2 separate regions of the Homo sapiens genome follow, and region 2 is linked to region 1. A link is a loop called in an ENCODE intact Hi-C map of the cell type or tissue named here. Cell type or tissue: mammary epithelial cell. All regions are shown on one strand.

Region 1 (8,000 bases):
TTTAGAAAGGTATCTAACACTGGTACATATTCTATTCTGTTGCCAGAATAATCTTGATAAACCACGAATTGGATCATGTTAAATTCCTGTTTAAAGTTTTTCAGTGAATCCTGTTGCCTTTGAGATAAAATCCAAACTCATTAGAATCCTTCAAGATCCACTGCCTCCCTCATTTCTCATGCCTTCCTATCTACACAGCAGTCATGAAGTTCCCGAACTTGCTCCTCACTTACACATCTCTACATCTCTTGCCTACAATGATTTTTCTATTTATTTTCTCCTACTCATCTTCAAAACTTAGCTCAGTAACAGTCTCTTCAAAGAGGTTTTCTCCAATCCTCAACCATCCAGGGTCTACCTCAAAGAACCTATCATACTTTATCATAATTTCCTGTTTGTCTGTCTTCTCACTAGATTATGAACTCCAGGAAGAGGCTATATTGTTTTAGGTCTGGATAACCAACAATTAGCCCATTGTAGATGCTTTTAAAATGCTGAATAAATTAATTAATGAATAAAGACACTCAGTACTCTGCTCCTTTTGCAAGGAAAGGATTTAACAGTCAAGAATCCTTTTTGCCTTCTGTTTAGTCAAGGAAAGTTTTCTGATTGGAGAAGAATTTCAAACAAGGTTTGCAAAAAAAATAAAAGCACCTAAAGCTTCCTCTCAAAGCAACTGGCATCCCTCCCCCAACCCCACATTCGAATTACACTTACCAGGGAAGGACTAGCTAGCATGCAGTGGAAATTCCAATAGAAGGGGAGGCCAGAGAGCTCACTTCGCACCCGTAGAATCAGTGCATCTGCCACACAATCACAGGAGAAGGTAGCTTCGCTAGGGTGAGCAGCGTCCTTCAACAATGGGCGAAGGAGATTATCCAAATGACAGAGGAAAGCTGCAGGAGGAGCAGTGAGCCGCTTGTTCAGCTCCTAAAGAGAGAGCAGTGGTACAGAGTAAGGGTGCTAAAAGGAAACTAATTCCCTCATAAGTAACAGCAAAGGAAAGCCCTGGTTAACACGAAGGCAATGGACATGAGAGGAAGGGGAGAGAAGATAAAAACATCACAAGGGGAAAGAAGAAAACAAAAAGAAGAGAGTCACAAAGACCAATTGGCCTACTTCACAATTCTGCCTTGGGCAAGATTAAATCACAAAAGGCCTATCTAGATCAAATAATATATTCATTATCATGCATAGGGTAGGGAAACTAACTTTCTTTCTCTCTCTCTCTCTCTCTCACACACACACACACACACACACACACACACACACACACACACACACAAAGATTCCAGGCAGAAGTACAGGTAGAAGTACAGGACATTAACTGGAATTGTCTCAACCCGATTCAACCTTCCTTGGGAAACTACAGGCCAGCAAGCTGGTTGATGTTCACATCCCCGACACAGCAGTACTTCTCCTCATACTTACCTTGGCTCGCTGGCTGACCACACTAGTGTCCACCTGTTCATGCCACACCTGTTGAAGATCTGAAACCAACAAGGCATAGCCCTGCTTGGTGATAAAAACCTTGGCCAAGAGGGAGTTCTCTGCAAGCTGTAGCCACGCCCATGGCTGCATCAACAGGCCTTGCTCCAGTTCTTCCATCTGCAAAAAAGTCCTCATTTAGTAAAGAGCCTCAGGGTCATGCTGGCCTAGGGAGGGCACCACCCAAACCAGTCTGTATCAACTAAAATCTCATGAAAATCCTCCCTGATAAAATAGAAGGCATGGATTTACGTTCTCCCAGTATACAACCAGCTGAGCACTGACTTTACTACCTCCTGGCCACTAAAAGTATATTTAAAATCTTGAGGGTTTTTTTTTTCCCATATTACATTCCTAGAGGACAGAAAATCTTTCTTCCATAGTGTTTAAACCTCAGCATATTGCTGTTAGTATTTCTGCTTTCTAATACTATAACATAACGTGGAAACCTAAACCCTTCTTGTTCCATCTTTATCACATTCCTAATAAATATGTCACTCCTATCCTTTCCCAGAACTAGAAGAGAAGGAATAGTTCTTGTCTTATAAAACATCATAAGTCATAGTGTCAGGGCCAGGAAATTCGAAGTATTTGATCATTATCTAAAAACAAAGTTTAGGAAGCTCTCAGGATTTTTTTAAAAATCCCTAAAACAGGTTCTTAATCTAGAGTCAATGCATGTGAATCCTCTAGAATTATATGAAAATGTTATGTGTACACGCATATATGCATGGGGAGGGGGAAGAGGTCTACAGCTATCATCAAACTCTCAGGGATCGATGACACAAAAAAGAGCTAAGAACCTGTGTCCAGGAGCAACAGAAAAGACCTAAATTTCATTTCAACAAAAACCAGAATGACTAGGAAATCATGAATACAAGGCAGAGCACATCACAGAGGTAAAGACTGAATTAACTTCCACTTAACTCATCCTCCACATTCCCACTCCAGTGCACTGCCACCAATGACAACATGCCCAGCCTGGAACCCCTGCAAAACAACTTTTCTATCTCAGCAGCTAAAGTAGTAGGCTTAACCTAGTAGACAATCAGAACTACGGCTGCTTGACAGAGAATGTGATTGTTTTTCCTGTGGGGGAGAAAAAAATATGTCAATTTCCTTCATTATTCCAGTCTACAAATATAAAATGAACAGAAGTACCAGGAAGGAAAAATTTAGAATGTAAATAATGAAATTCCTTATTAAGTCTGATTAACACAGTCATTTCCCCTAGCTTTTGAAGTGTGCCCTTGTGACTTGTGACATAACTTTATATATATATGCATATATATATGCATATATATATATGCATATATATATGCATATATATATGCATATATATATGCATATATATATATGCATATATATACATATACGTGGTGATCTTTCTTTATGGCATCCTCAAAGCCTTGTGTTTGGAGGATGGTGTTTCCGTCACATTTCCCACATGCTGCTCTTATGGGGACAGAAGTGGTCATGGGATGATTAAGCTAGTCCTAGCCGGACAAGAGCTCCACAATGCCAAAGGTCACAAACGCGAATAAAGTCGCCACTTTCATCTCCCTTATAGGCACTCCCCAGTGTACTCTTAACAGTTGCCAAAATTGGGTTTACTATTCTAGCCCATTCCTTCGGAAAGCCCGGAAGCTCAGAACCCTCAAATTGATGGGTTTTGTTTGTCTGTTGGGTAAAGGGGGAGGAGTTTAAAATGTGGCCAGGAGTAACGGGCCCTATAAAAAGGCCTGACACATTGGGCACCAGACCCCGGCTGCCTGCTCCCACCACACGCGTCCCGTTCTGCGTCCGAAGCTTCTACACTTCATCCTTTTCTTTTTTCCTTCAAGGCTGCCTCTAACATTCACATTAACGAGATTCACGGGTTTATTTCTCTTGAGTGGAGGGGCGCTGAGCGGCATCCCGGCGGAGGGGTCCCTTGAGAACCTTTATCTGCACCGAGTCCGCTCCTCAGCAGTGACCCCTCTGGGCAGTTCCTCCGACGCCCTGCAGAGGGCAGTAGAGGCCCAGAGAGCATCCCGGCTGGGCCCCGCCCGGTCCCCCTGGGACAGCGCGAACCCTAGGTCCCACCACAACCATAGCCCCACCCCAGGAGCCGCCAGGCGTCCCGCTTCCACCCGCCCCAGCTATAACAGCCTTCGCTGTCCGCCTTCCCATTTCTACAGCACTGGCTGCACTGGGGCGCGGCTTCAAGGGGCAACAAAGCCGGCCACCAGCGGCTTCGTCGCACCAAACAGGCGACCAACGAGTACCTTCACTCGAGCCCTACCATCCACGCCGGGCAGCAGCCAGCGGACTGCGCACGCGCGGCCCCGCCCACCCCTCCCCCGGAGGCCTGCCCTGGACCCCGGCAGCGCGCGCTCCCTCCAGGGAGAAAAGGCCAGCGCCAGGGCCAACCCGCAGCGTCTGAGCAGCCCCTCGCTGGCTTGCTCCTGCCCGGACTCGAACGCGATTCCACCTACCGTCAGCGGCCGCGAGAGCGCCCACTCTCTTAGCCGCACGCACGCTTTCCTGCCCGCTCGCGCAAACCGAAAGGCCTAGAGTAAGAGGCCGCTTTCCCCCCACCGCAAGAGGAGGCAGGGTCTTGGGATACAGGGGCGGGGCCTATGCCTGGCGTGGGCGGGGCTTCTGGGCCTGGGACACTGATGAGAGGAGCGCCCCAGTGGCCAGGGTAAGTGGAGGAGAGGCCGGGCAGCCGGCTAGTAGAAGGGTAGTGGCGCGTCTTGGAGTCACGCTGGCCGAGTGGAAAGAATAGCGGGCGAGGCGCAGGAGAGGGGAGCCCAGGTTTGGATTTGTCAAACTTGAGTCACTTCTCTTCCCTCCCCTACCTATCCGGTCTCTTTTTAACAAAATAAGGGATTGAACTTCTGTAGATGATCTCTCAGGTCCTCCACCAGCACTAGAGTTGTTGAAGGAAGGAGTCTCCCAGGCATAAGTCCCATAGTCCGACCTCATCCTTTACCTCTCCTGCTTCATTTCTCCATCATCCCCGTACTTATACTCCCTCACTACTGAGAAATTTGAAACCCCTCACCTATCTTGGACTTTGTACAACCCATGGCTTTGCTCAAGCTGGACCCCGAACCTGAAAACTTCTCTGCATCCATTTTCCAAAACCAAAAATCCTCATTTGTCAAGGCCATCCTCATTGCTTCTTGCATAAAGCCTTTCCCACTGTCCCCAATCAGAATTCATTATCCCTTCCTCTTTGCTCCCACGGCATTATTTTAATCTTTATTACAGACTGCTTTCTGCTTTGCATTTTCGTTAGTAATTACAAAGGTCTTTTTAAACCGTAAATGCCTTGAGACGGCATGGACCCTGTCTTATCCCTGTAGTTCCAGGACCTTGCACATGGGAGATGCTCAGTAAGTATTAAAGTGAATGCTGGGGTTCAAGTGGCATTGATAGTACACAGGCAAAATCTCAATCATTCATGGTCCACTAAATCATGGCCTCTGCTCTGGAACAGTTAGGCCTAATTAAGACAAGGAAAGGCAACCCACCCTATTGGGAAATGGAACCTCTAGACAGTCCCATGTAATACACACACACATATCCTCTGCCTACAAGAAAGAACAGTTTGGGAGCTGACTCTCCAGCAGATGAGAGTTAGGGCTAAATTAACCAGGGCAGAAGTAGGCGTTCTGGTCATTTCTGGGACCTAAACCCTTCTCTGCTAGATTCAGGGCATGGCTCCCCTGAGCCAGGCAGCAAGTCTGCCATCTCTTCTGGCTCAGAGGAGCCTCCTTCCTCATCCCCAGGGTCTTCAGGCAGTGGGCAGAGGCAGTGGAGAGGCTGGGGGATGCAGGGACAGAGGTTTTGGATGGGGAAAGGAAGTCTGTACACTTGAGCAGCCTTCTCCCTGGGCTTCTGAGGCATTCGAGCCTCTTGGGCAGTGAAAGGAGATGGTAGCCCTTGACCTAGGCCTCGCTCAAGCTGTGTGCCTGCAAAAGAGAGGTTTGTCAGGCTATTGCCCATCCCAGGGAGGGATGGCTTCCTGGCCACTCCCCAGTCTGCTAGGGCCTAGCCTCAACTTACCAGGAATCGTGTTCTCTAGTAGGAAGCCTGAGAGTCCAGCCAGGAAGATGGGCTGTGTCAGCAGTGAGTGCAGTAATACATCCAAGGGGCTCCAGCCTATGAAGAGTTGGGGCCAGGCAGGAAGGGAACTCTGATCCTATATCCAAGCCCAGGAGTCTTACCCTCCCAGACCTAAACCTAAGCCTTGGACTAAGGACAGATCTTTCTGAATTGTCATTTCATCCCTCTCACCCTTTGTCTTTCTACTCTCCACTTTCCAAATCCAGGCCTTTCCCACAGGATTCCTGCTCAACACCCTGTGTTCTGATCATCCACACACCCTCCATATATGCTTTGACTATTCCAGGTTCCCTTTCTCTAGAAAGCGTAATATTTAAGTCCCAACCTCATCTCCCATTTTTTACCCTCTATGCTCTATCCTGGGTTTTTCAACCTCAGTCCTACTGACATCTTGGACCAGATAATTCTTTGTTGGGGGTGGTGGTGCAGGGGGGATGTCCTGTACAGTGTAGGATGTTTAGCAGCATCTTTCTATCCACTAAACCCTAGTAACAACTCCCTCTTCCTCCATTTGTAACAGCCAAAAATGTCTCCAGACATTGCCAAATGTCCCCATGGGGGCAAAATCACCCAGTTGAGAACTGGGTGAGACAAATTAAGCAATTTACTGCTCTCAGGACATATCCTAAGACTTCCCACTTCTGTGTCTTTGCATAAATGATGGTTCCTCCATCAGGAATGACCTTCTTCTCACCAAAGATGTTTAAAACTTACCATCCTTCAAGACCAGCTCTGTTACTGGATCACCTCAAACAGAAGCTATCTCTCTTGCCACTGAGCACTGTAGCTCTTTATCTGAACCTTTCCTGTTATTTTCCTACACATCTCATCTCTTGTACTACGCTGTAATAACGGAAGGCATCTTTGTATTCCAAATGGCTAGCATAGTGCTCAATAAATATCTGTTAAACAAATGGATGAAGTATTTACACCAAAGCCCAGAGAAGGCTGTGGGGCCAGGAGTCCGGGCAGCCTGAAGCCTCAACTTGCTTTCCTGCTACTGAGCAACGCCTCTTCCCTTCCACCTACCTGTGCTGAACAGGACTGGGGCTTCCCGAAACCATCTTGGCAGCAGCAAGGCCATGAAGATGGAGAAGCCCACAATGAAGATATTTCGCCCAGAGTCTATGTCAGCCAGGTAGAAGCTGGAGAATCCAGCAGACAAAACCACAGCCTGGGTCACCCCCAGCACCCCACCTGTCTCATACAGAAGAAATCAAGGGGGTCAGGAGGAGTCAAGGGGGCTCACATAGCATGGAGTATTGCAGGGCAAGCAGGTTGTAATGGGAAACAAATAAAACCCAAGAGAATGATTTTTGTTTTTTTTGTTTTTTTGTTTTTTTGGTTTTTTTTTGAGAGCAAGTCTCACTGTAACGCCCAGCCTGGAGTGCAGTGGTGCAATCTCGGCTCACTGCAACCTCCGCTTCCTACTCCCGGATTCAAGCGATTTCTCCTGCCTCAGCCTCCCGAGTAGCTGGGATTACAGGCATGTGCCACCACGCCCAGCTAATTTTTGCACTTTTAGTAGAGACAGGGTTTCATCATGTTGGCCAGGCTGATCTCGAACTCCTGACCTCAAGTGATCTGCCTGTCTGGGCCTCCCAAAGTGCTGGGATTACAGGTGTGGGCCACCACGCCCAGCCTGAGGCTGATTTCTGATTCTTCAGGAAGCCCAGAAGCCCAATCAAGAGAAGACCAAAATGTTGGGCTGAGAAATTGAGGCTGACACATGCTCATATCCATCCATCCATCCATCCATCCACCCATCCATCCAGGAAAGCTATTTAGAAGGAAAGGGTGCCATCCTAAAGAACTGATCAGGCCACACTGGGGAGTAGCAGTTCAATACCAGCCCTGTTGATACATCCACTCACCAACAACAGGCAGTGGGATGGTGGTGAGGAGCTGAGCCAACCTGGGGGAGAGTCCAAGCCCCACGCAGAGTAGCCCCACTAAGTGAGCCACTTGCTGAGATCCAGCCTGCATGAAGAAAAGACACTGGAAAACACAGCCACTTCCTCAGACTGTCCCAGGTCTTTGCCTTACTGGTTCCTTCTCATCATTTGGATCCCAGCTCAAATGTTACTCTTCCAAGAAGCCTTCCTGGCCAGTCTATCTAAACGTGCCTCCTTTCCATCCCACTACCCTGATTTTTTTATATAGCACTTATTGCCTTCTGAAATTTTCTTCACTTTTCTTTTTTTAATTTTTAATTTTTTGAGATGGAGTCTCGCTCTGTCGCCCAGGCTGGAGTGCAGTGGTGCGGTCTCGGCTCACAGCAACCTCTGCCTCCCAGGCTCAAGCGATTCTCCTGCCTCAGCCTCCTGAGTAGCTGGAATTATAGGTGCACAACACCATGCCCAGCTAATTTTTGTATTTTTAGTAGAGACAGGGTT
Region 2 (8,000 bases), 370 kb after region 1:
ACAGCCAGACTAAGGGATGGATAGAGAAGAAAGCAAATAGGATAGAGAGTGCAGTGGGCAAGGGACAAAAAGGTCAGGGGGCATCCAGGACAATGGGAGAGAAAGAGGCCAAGGGGATGGACAGGTCAACAGAGGGCAGGGGCAGAGAAACAGAGTCCAAGTGGATAACTGATCAGGGGCAGGGACAGACGGGTCAGGCGGATAGAGAAGGACTCGAGAGACAGACTGAGATCAGGAAACAGAGGCTAGCGAGGCAGACAGACCCAGGCTGGGGTTCAGGCCAACACTAAAGGGGAGGTGATCAGAGAAGGACAGGCAGGTGCTGGCCAGAAGGAAGGTGGGGGAGGGGACCTGAGTGTCAGTGTACAGCACAGACATAGTCCTGTCTAGGAGCTGTCAGCCAAGGCCGGGAGGGGCTTTGGGAGGACACATGCCCCAGCTAGGGCCAGGAGCGTGGACCTGGAGCTAAGGCAGAGAGAGAGGGAGGGCCAGACCAAAGGAGGACATGGGGGTCTGAGATGGGGACACGGCCCAGAGGCTGAGAGCTGGTGATCTGGAGATAGCCCCTCTGCCATCAGGACACTCCCTGGCCCACGACCTTCCCCTTTCCGTGACCGGACCCTGGACTCTCAACTCCTTTGCATACTGCCCCCTCTTCCTGGGCCAGTCCATGGGGAGGGAGCAGTGGACAACCTGTGGGACCTTGTGGCAGAGCTGCCGTGCCGTCTCCATGGAAGAAGCTGTGGGCTGTGCTGCCACCAGAGTTCTGCCACTTAGGAGCTGATGGCTCCACCCACCCCTGCCTGCCTGGCCCAGGGACTGTCTCCTGGGCAACGCTGTGCTCTGACCAGCAGTCAGGACTGACCCGGGCTGTGCAGGTGGCCTCCTCCTGCCAGTCTGGCCAGTCCGTTCCCTGCAGAGTATCCCTGAGACCCAGACAACTTCCACCCATCTCCCTTTGTCACCCCGACTCTGCACAGCCACCTTGAGGGTTTGTGTGCCAAGGAACCACCACCCTCGCCAGCTGGGCATTCGTTCTGCCCTGTGTAGGGTGGGCTCGGTTCCATGTAGCATGTGTCTGTGTGTGTCTGTTGGAGGTACCAGGTAGGGACGCTGCCCCAGCCCCTCCGAGAGTCAGGAGCCTCCAAGAGCCATTCATTCACTGAACACCCACCAGGTGTTCTATAAGCACCTACTGTGCTTTGACCTGGGGTTCAGTTCTGTTTGAATCTCGGCTGTCATTTATTTGCTGTGTGCCCTTAGCCAAGTCACTTTCCTTCTCTGAGCTTCAGGTACCTAATCATTAAATGGGGGCAAAAATACTTAGCTCATATGGGTTTCTTGGAGACTCAAAGGAGAAAATAGATCAAAAGCACCTATCACAGGACTTGGTACAAAGTCGGGATGTTTGATAGTGTTTGCTTTCCTTCCTCCCACCTCATACCTCCTTCTGCAAATCTCGCTGGGCTCTGGGGATGCCAAGAGGGAAACAGGACTCCTGGTCACATGGAGTTCATGGTCCCATGGGTGAGGCTGAGCTTCAGAGACACCACAACGGTGCCTGGCAGTCAGGGCTCCGCCGAGGTGGTGCTGAATGCTGAGGGACATGAGTGAGGAGCTCATAACGTGGGTACCCCACGTCGCCCATGCCTTCTTTAGCCTTTCAACTGGAGCATATACGCAAAACTGGCTGTGTCAGCAAGAGCTGATTCTAGCATCTTCTTGGTTTGAAATAGGAAGAGGTTGAGTACTTTCAGATTTCTACAAATACTAATATATGCCTCCCATCAGCATTTCCCACACCACCAGGACCCAGGAATTTTGTTTTTCTGTTTTTTTGAGACAGAGTCCTGCTCTGTCACCCAGGCTGGAGTGCAGTGGCGTGATCTCAGCTCACTGCAACCTCTGCCTCCTGGGTTCAAGCGATTCTCCTATCTCAGCCCCCTGAGTAGCTGGAACTACAGGAGCCCGCCACCACACCCAGCTTATTTTTGTATTTTTAGTAGAGACGGGAGTTTCACCATATTGGCCAGGCTGGTCTCAAACTCCTGACCTTGTGATCTGCCCTCCTCAGCCTCCCAAGTGTTAGTGTTGGGATTACATGCGTGAGTCCTGGGGTCTGGACTTTTTGTTGTTGTTGTTGTTGTTGTTTTTTGAGATGGAGTCTCACTCTGTTGCCCAGGCTGGAGTGCGGTGGTGTGATCTCAGCTCACTGCAACCTCCACCTCCTGAGTTGAAGCGATTCTCCTACCTCAGCCTCCTGAGTAGCTGGGATTACAGGTGCCCACCATGACACCCAGCTAATTTTTGTATTTTTAGTAGAGATGTGGTTTCACCATGTTGGTCAGGCTGGTCTTGAACTCCTGACCTCAAGTGTTCTGCCCTCCTTGGTCTCCCAAAGTGCTGGGATTACAGGTGTGAGCCACTGCACCTGGATGGGATAGAGGAATCTTGCACCAGGCCCATTTCAGAGTTCCTCCACCTCCAGTGACTTGCGATAAGAGCACAGGTCTAGAGTCGGGCTGTCTTGCTGGGTTCTCCTCCTTTACCTAGTGCCTTTCTACTCACAGTGTGGCCCATGGACTCTCAGCCTTGTCCAGCTCCCTCCCCACATCTGTTCTACCAGACTCTGCACTTTAAAAAGATCCCCCTGATTTGTGTGCACAATAGTGTTTAAGCCCTGGGCTTGAAAATCTTGGGAAACCAGTTGAATTCTCTGAGCCTCCATTTCTTTCTCTGTAGAATGGGGAGATAATAGTACCCACCTCACAGGGTAGTTGTGAGGATTCATCCAGATAGAACATGTGAAGCGTTTAGCACAGTGCATGGGGCATACTGAGTGCTCCTGAGCTGTCCATGACACCCACTCCTGCCCCACAGATGGATACATAGCAGGGAGGAGGGCAGGGGTGATACCTGTGGGGTCAAGGACTTGAATCTGGGAGCTGGTAAAGGTGTGTGGGGGATGTTGAGGGAAGGAGAGGACTTGGGGGACAGGAAAGGAATTGAAGAGAAGCCGATATGGAGAAGAAAGGGTGAGGAAGGTACAGAGGAACGATGCAGGAGGGAACGAGGAATGGGAGAAGAGAAAGGGACGGGACTGGGGCCCATTCCTGTCTCATCTACCTGGATGGGGCTGGGGCAGGAGCTGGATCCCGAGGTAGGCTAGGCTTGGAGTGGGGGGTGCCAGCAATGGTTTGCAGGAGCAGCTGGAGCCTCGCCCCTCGATGAGGTGCACCTCTCCTTCTTCCCAGCTGTGTGACTTTGGACGTCACTTCACTTCTCTGAGCTGTGATGTCCTCATCTGAAGTAGTTGGGATAACTACACCTAGCTGGTACTGAGGGGATGTGTGCAACGGTAGACGGCACTGTGTTCTGTAAACTCAGGGTGCTTTGTTTGTGGTGCACACGTTTTTGTTTCGGGAACGGGAGGCAGGGTGGTTGGGTGGTAGAAGAACTGTGGGAGAGGGGAGGATCAGGGCTGCGACTCCCAGAGCACTGCAGCAGGGTGGTCTACTTCTCAGGCATGGGGACTTCACCCTGCCCCCTAGGAGGTCTCAGGAGGACTCTCAGTTGGTTCGCTGCCCTCCACCCAGCCTCTCTCCCTTCTGCACTCCCCCTGTGTAGCCAGGCATTCAGGATCTCTTTTTCCTTCCACACCGCTTCCTGCCATTTCTTCCAGCTTTTACCAGTGGGAAATGTTCCCAAGGAGAGGGGAGGGGGAGCGGGAGAGAGTGATTGAGTGCGCCGACCCCTTGCCCTCAGGGAAGGTGCTGCCTGTGATGGGTTTGACCCAGGGGCTCGGCTCTGTTAGGGAAGCCTGGCAGGGGGGAACTAGAACCCGCCTCTCCCTCAGCCTGTTCTCCACCCCTGCCGCTGCGCAGCTCCTGGTGGCAGCTAAATCCCCAGCGGGAGCCTGGGCTTCCATCTCCGGGGCGCCAGCGCCATCTGCTGTCCATGCAGGAGAACTCTCCGCAGAGGAAAAGGGAGCCGGGCTTCTGTGCGGCAGAGACTGCTCATTCAAGTGTCCCTTGTGCCCTGCACTGGGCCAGAGGCTGGGGACACCAGACAGGCTCCTGCTCCTGTGCGGCATACATGCTCATTGAGGGAGATGGACAATGGACAGGAGACAAGTAGATGAACAAGATCATCTCAGGTCTTGATAAGTACCTTGAGCAAACCAACAGACATGTGGATGCATGGACGGTGACACTGAATGTGGCCGTGTGATGTAGGAGTGTGACATGCTGAGGCTTCAGTGATGGGCAGCTAGCCATACCATGAGTGTGTGTGCGGGGGCATTCCAGGAGAGGGGACAACAACAACAAAAGCCCGAGGAGAAAAGGAGTCCAGGTGTCTGAACTTGTCACAGACATGTGGGGGAGGTGGTGGGAGAGGCAGGCAAGGGCCACATCACATGGGCACTTTTGGGTTAGGGAAGGAGCATGACTTCATTATGTGGGAAATGGGAAGCTATTGTTGGGTAAGTCAGTTAGTGGTTTCATTGGATCTGAGCACTGTGGACTGGGCACCATGGCTTCCGGTAGGGAGGGGCAAGGGTGGACCAAGGTGGGAGAGCAGTTAGGAGGAGATGGCAAAATGAGGGTTGCTGGAGAAGGAAGGAAAGTGGATGGATTCTAAATGTATTTCAGAAGTGGGCTGGAGGCTGGATGTGGTGGCTCATGCTTGTAATCCCAGCACTTTGGGAAGCCAAAGCAGAAGGATTGCTTGGGCCCAAGAGTTCAAGACCAGCCTGGGCAACATAGAAAGACCCTGTCTCTACAAAAATAAAATAAAAAGTAAAAAAAAAAAAATTAGCTGGGCTTGGTGGCATATGCTTGTAATCCCAGCTGCTTGTCAGGCTGAAGCAGGAGGATGGCTTGAGTCTGGAAGGTTGAGGCTGCTGTGAGCCGAGATCGTGCCACTGCACACCAGCCTGGGCAACAGAGCAAGACCATATCTCAAAAAAAAAAGAAGAGAAAGAAGTGTCCCAGGACTAGCTGTTGGCTTGGATGCAGGAGTGATGGAAGGGGAGATTTCAGAAATTCCGACTTGAGAAACTGGGTGGATATAGTGGGGTGGTTTACTAGGGTGGAGGAAAACGGTGGGGGGAAGGCAGGGTTTGGGAAGGTGTTGATGTGCTGTTGGGTTGGAGATGCTTTCTAATCATCTAAGGGAGGCCATCAGTAGAAAAGTTGGCGCTGATTGGAGAGGCTGGGCTGTACATTGCTTGCTAGGATACGGGACTGGAGTGTCCAAGCAGATCTGGTGGCCCTCAGCAGGGAGCAGGGAACTTCGGAGTTGCCTTGGCCACTCCTTTCATCTCCCCTCCTGCTCTCTCACCCCACCTCCCAGGTCTATACTCGCTATGGGAAGTGTTACACCTTCAACGCGGACCCGCGGAGCTCGCTGCCCAGCCGGGCAGGGGGCATGGGCAGTGGCCTGGAGATCATGCTGGACATCCAGCAGGAGGAGTACCTGCCCATCTGGAGGGAGACAAGTACGCAGGCCGGAAAGGGACAAGGGCCACCTTGGGGACTGGGGCCTGGGCCCTCTGCCTGGGATGGGTTTCCAAAGGTCCCCATCTCTGCTGTGCAGATGAGACGTCGTTTGAGGCAGGTATTCGGGTGCAGATCCACAGCCAGGAGGAGCCGCCCTACATCCACCAGCTGGGGTTCGGGGTGTCCCCAGGCTTCCAGACCTTTGTGTCCTGCCAGGAACAGCGGGTGAGCATCTCCTGCTAGGCCCTGGATTGGGCACAGGGCTCGCCTTTGGGCTCAGAGGGGATGTGGAGCAAACCTGCCCTCTAGAAGCTCAGAGCCTGCCAGCTGTGTTGACTTTGCTGGGGCTGTGGGCACTGGAGGACTGGGTGGGATTCCTGAGCATGACCTCATCATGCCCCACCTCTGCAGCTGACCTACCTGCCCCAGCCCTGGGGCAACTGCCGCGCAGAGAGTGAGCTCAGGGAGCCTGAGCTTCAGGGCTACTCGGCCTACAGTGTGTCTGCCTGCCGGCTGCGCTGTGAAAAGGAGGCCGTGCTTCAGCGCTGCCACTGCCGGATGGTGCACATGCCAGGTGGGCACCCCACCCCCAGCCAGCCCTCCATGCCACCCTGCTAGGCTCCAGAGCCTCCCGGGGCAAGGCACTGCTCATGTGCACAGGCAGGTGCATGTATACAACATGTGTATGTGTCTGTACCCGTGTGAGTGTGAGTGTTTGGGATTTTTAAACATGGTTTCACATATGCATGTGGGAATGCCGGCATGCAGATGCCTGTGTGCATGTTAATATGTATTTGTGTACGTGCATGCTCATTTATATCCGTGGTTGCGTATTTGTGGGGGTTGTGTGTGTGGTGTTCAAGCACATTTATGCAAATGTGTGCATATGTGTGTGCATGCATGTATGTGCTTACATTTGGGCGTGTGGGGGACAGGGGAAGTGATCGTAGATTCCAGGAATAATCTTCTCTCCTTTCAGGCAATGAGACCATCTGCCCACCAAATATCTACATCGAGTGTGCAGACCACACACTGGGTCCGTGCTGCCTACCCTTTCCTACCTCTCCATCAGCCTCTTCATGTCTCTGTCCACTCTTCTCCTCACTGTCTTGGATCCTCCCCTCCCAATCTCTTCCTGGAGGGTTCTTCCTGGGGGTTGAGCCTTAGCCCATACTTCAGTGGGGTTGGGGAGAGGTCTGCGGACCTCTGCAGGTACAGACACTTGGGTAAGTGGAGGCAGCAGGGTGGGGGGTTGCAGAGAAGCCAGGACTGGGAGTGAAGGTCTGGGCTTCTCATCTTGGTTCAGCCAATGAGCTCACCCACTTTGAGAAAGTGAAATGACTTCTCTCTTGGTCTCAGGAAAAATGCATTGCTGGCTATCGGTGTGGGTAAGGCAAACCCCATCTGTCCACAGATCTTGCCTGATCTGCAGTTCATCCATCTATCCATCCATTCATCGATTCGCGCATTCTCCAGACCTTTACAGCCTGTGCTGGGTACTGGAGGTGAGAGTGGGGGCGACAGCCCTGCCCTTGGAGAGCTTACACCCCGGCAGGGCTGTGGACAGCCATTCCCACACAGCCCGTCAACTCCTGGAGAGGGGAGCCTCGGGTGTGCTGCAAGGCCCCAAGGAGGGGTGTGCAGCCCTAGCCTGGGAAGGTAGGGAGGATTCCTAGAGGAAGGGACACATTAGCTGAGGCTTGATGGGTGTATAAGAGTCAGGTGCAAAGGGGGACATACACTGAAGACCTGTGGCCAGAAAGAGCATGCTGTGTCCGGGGCACTGAAAGGTCTGTGTGGCTGCAGGGCAGAGAACAGGGGAGGGAGTAGAAAGAGTAGAGGAGGGAGGCCAGGCACGGTGGCTCACAAGTGTAGACCCAGCACTTTGGGAGGCCAGGGTCTGTGGATCACTTGAGCCCAGTAGTTCAAGACCAGCCTGGGCAACATGGTGAGACCCTGTCTCTGCAAAAAATAAAAAAGTGAACTGGGTGTGGTGGTGCACATCTATAGTCCCACCTATTCGGGAGGCTGAGGCAAGAGGATAGGCTTGAGCCTGGGAGGTTGAGGCTGCGGTGAGCTGGGATCACACCATTGCACTCTAGTCTGAGCTACAGAGTTACCCTGTCTCAAAAAAAAAAAAAAAAAAAAAAAAAAAGAGGAGGGAGGCTCTAGGAAGCCAACAAAGGCCTGTGGCAAGGCAGGAATGCCAGGTGAGTCCAATGAGATAGGAGGGGAGGAGACTCAAAGCCAGGGACTGGCGAAGCTGGCTGCAGTAATCCAGACACCTGGGGCCTTGGGGCTGGGTTTGAGACACTGGGCAGCCACACACATCCAGCCCTTCTCTGTCCCCCACACCACCTGCATCTGTCACAGGGGTGATTGGAGATGTTTAGTGAAGGAACAGATATGTGATCAGGAGTAAGGTGCCTGCAAGGCACAGCGGTAGACCACAGAGCTAGCAACATGGGGAGCCTTCATTCCCACCAGGCCTGCAGGAGG

The links. A loop is a pair of places that touch in the nucleus more often than their neighbours do. Peaks named below come from ENCODE experiments on the same cell type or tissue, not always from the same donor. Only the 100,000 strongest peaks of a DNase experiment are listed, where the experiment ranks them.
Region 2: it touches region 1 in a loop (14-fold over the local background); 17 of 110 quality-filtered maps call a loop at or near these places.

Annotation. Positions count from the first base shown.
Region 1 is chr2:219,156,755-219,164,754 of GRCh38, forward strand. NHEJ1 (non-homologous end joining factor 1) reads right to left here and starts at 4,061. Exons shown (of 8, transcript NM_024782.3): 1 at 3,966-4,061; 2 at 1,432-1,608; 3 at 718-930. The coding sequence starts at 1,608. It overlaps SLC23A3 (solute carrier family 23 member 3), which reads right to left. Exons shown (of 12, transcript NM_001144889.2): 9 at 7,479-7,584; 10 at 6,634-6,801; 11 at 5,545-5,640; 12 at 4,711-5,450. The coding sequence ends at 5,155. RefSeq lists a silencer at 3,726-3,845. In mammary epithelial cell, a CTCF peak has its summit at 3,486 (motif pointing right); DNase peaks (open chromatin) are centred at 3,547, 3,807 and 4,077; H3K4me3 peaks cover 1,326 bases; H3K27ac peaks cover 279 bases.
Region 2 is chr2:219,526,403-219,534,402 of GRCh38, forward strand. It overlaps ASIC4 (acid sensing ion channel subunit family member 4), which reads left to right. Exons shown (of 10, transcript NM_018674.6): 2 at 5,356-5,500; 3 at 5,599-5,726; 4 at 5,913-6,075; 5 at 6,481-6,537. Among named protein-coding and RNA genes, the nearest start is that of ASIC4-AS1, 13 kb to the left of the region's middle. RefSeq lists an enhancer at 5,841-6,438. In mammary epithelial cell, a CTCF peak has its summit at 3,949 (motif pointing left); DNase peaks (open chromatin) are centred at 3,929 and 7,719; H3K27me3 peaks cover 145 bases.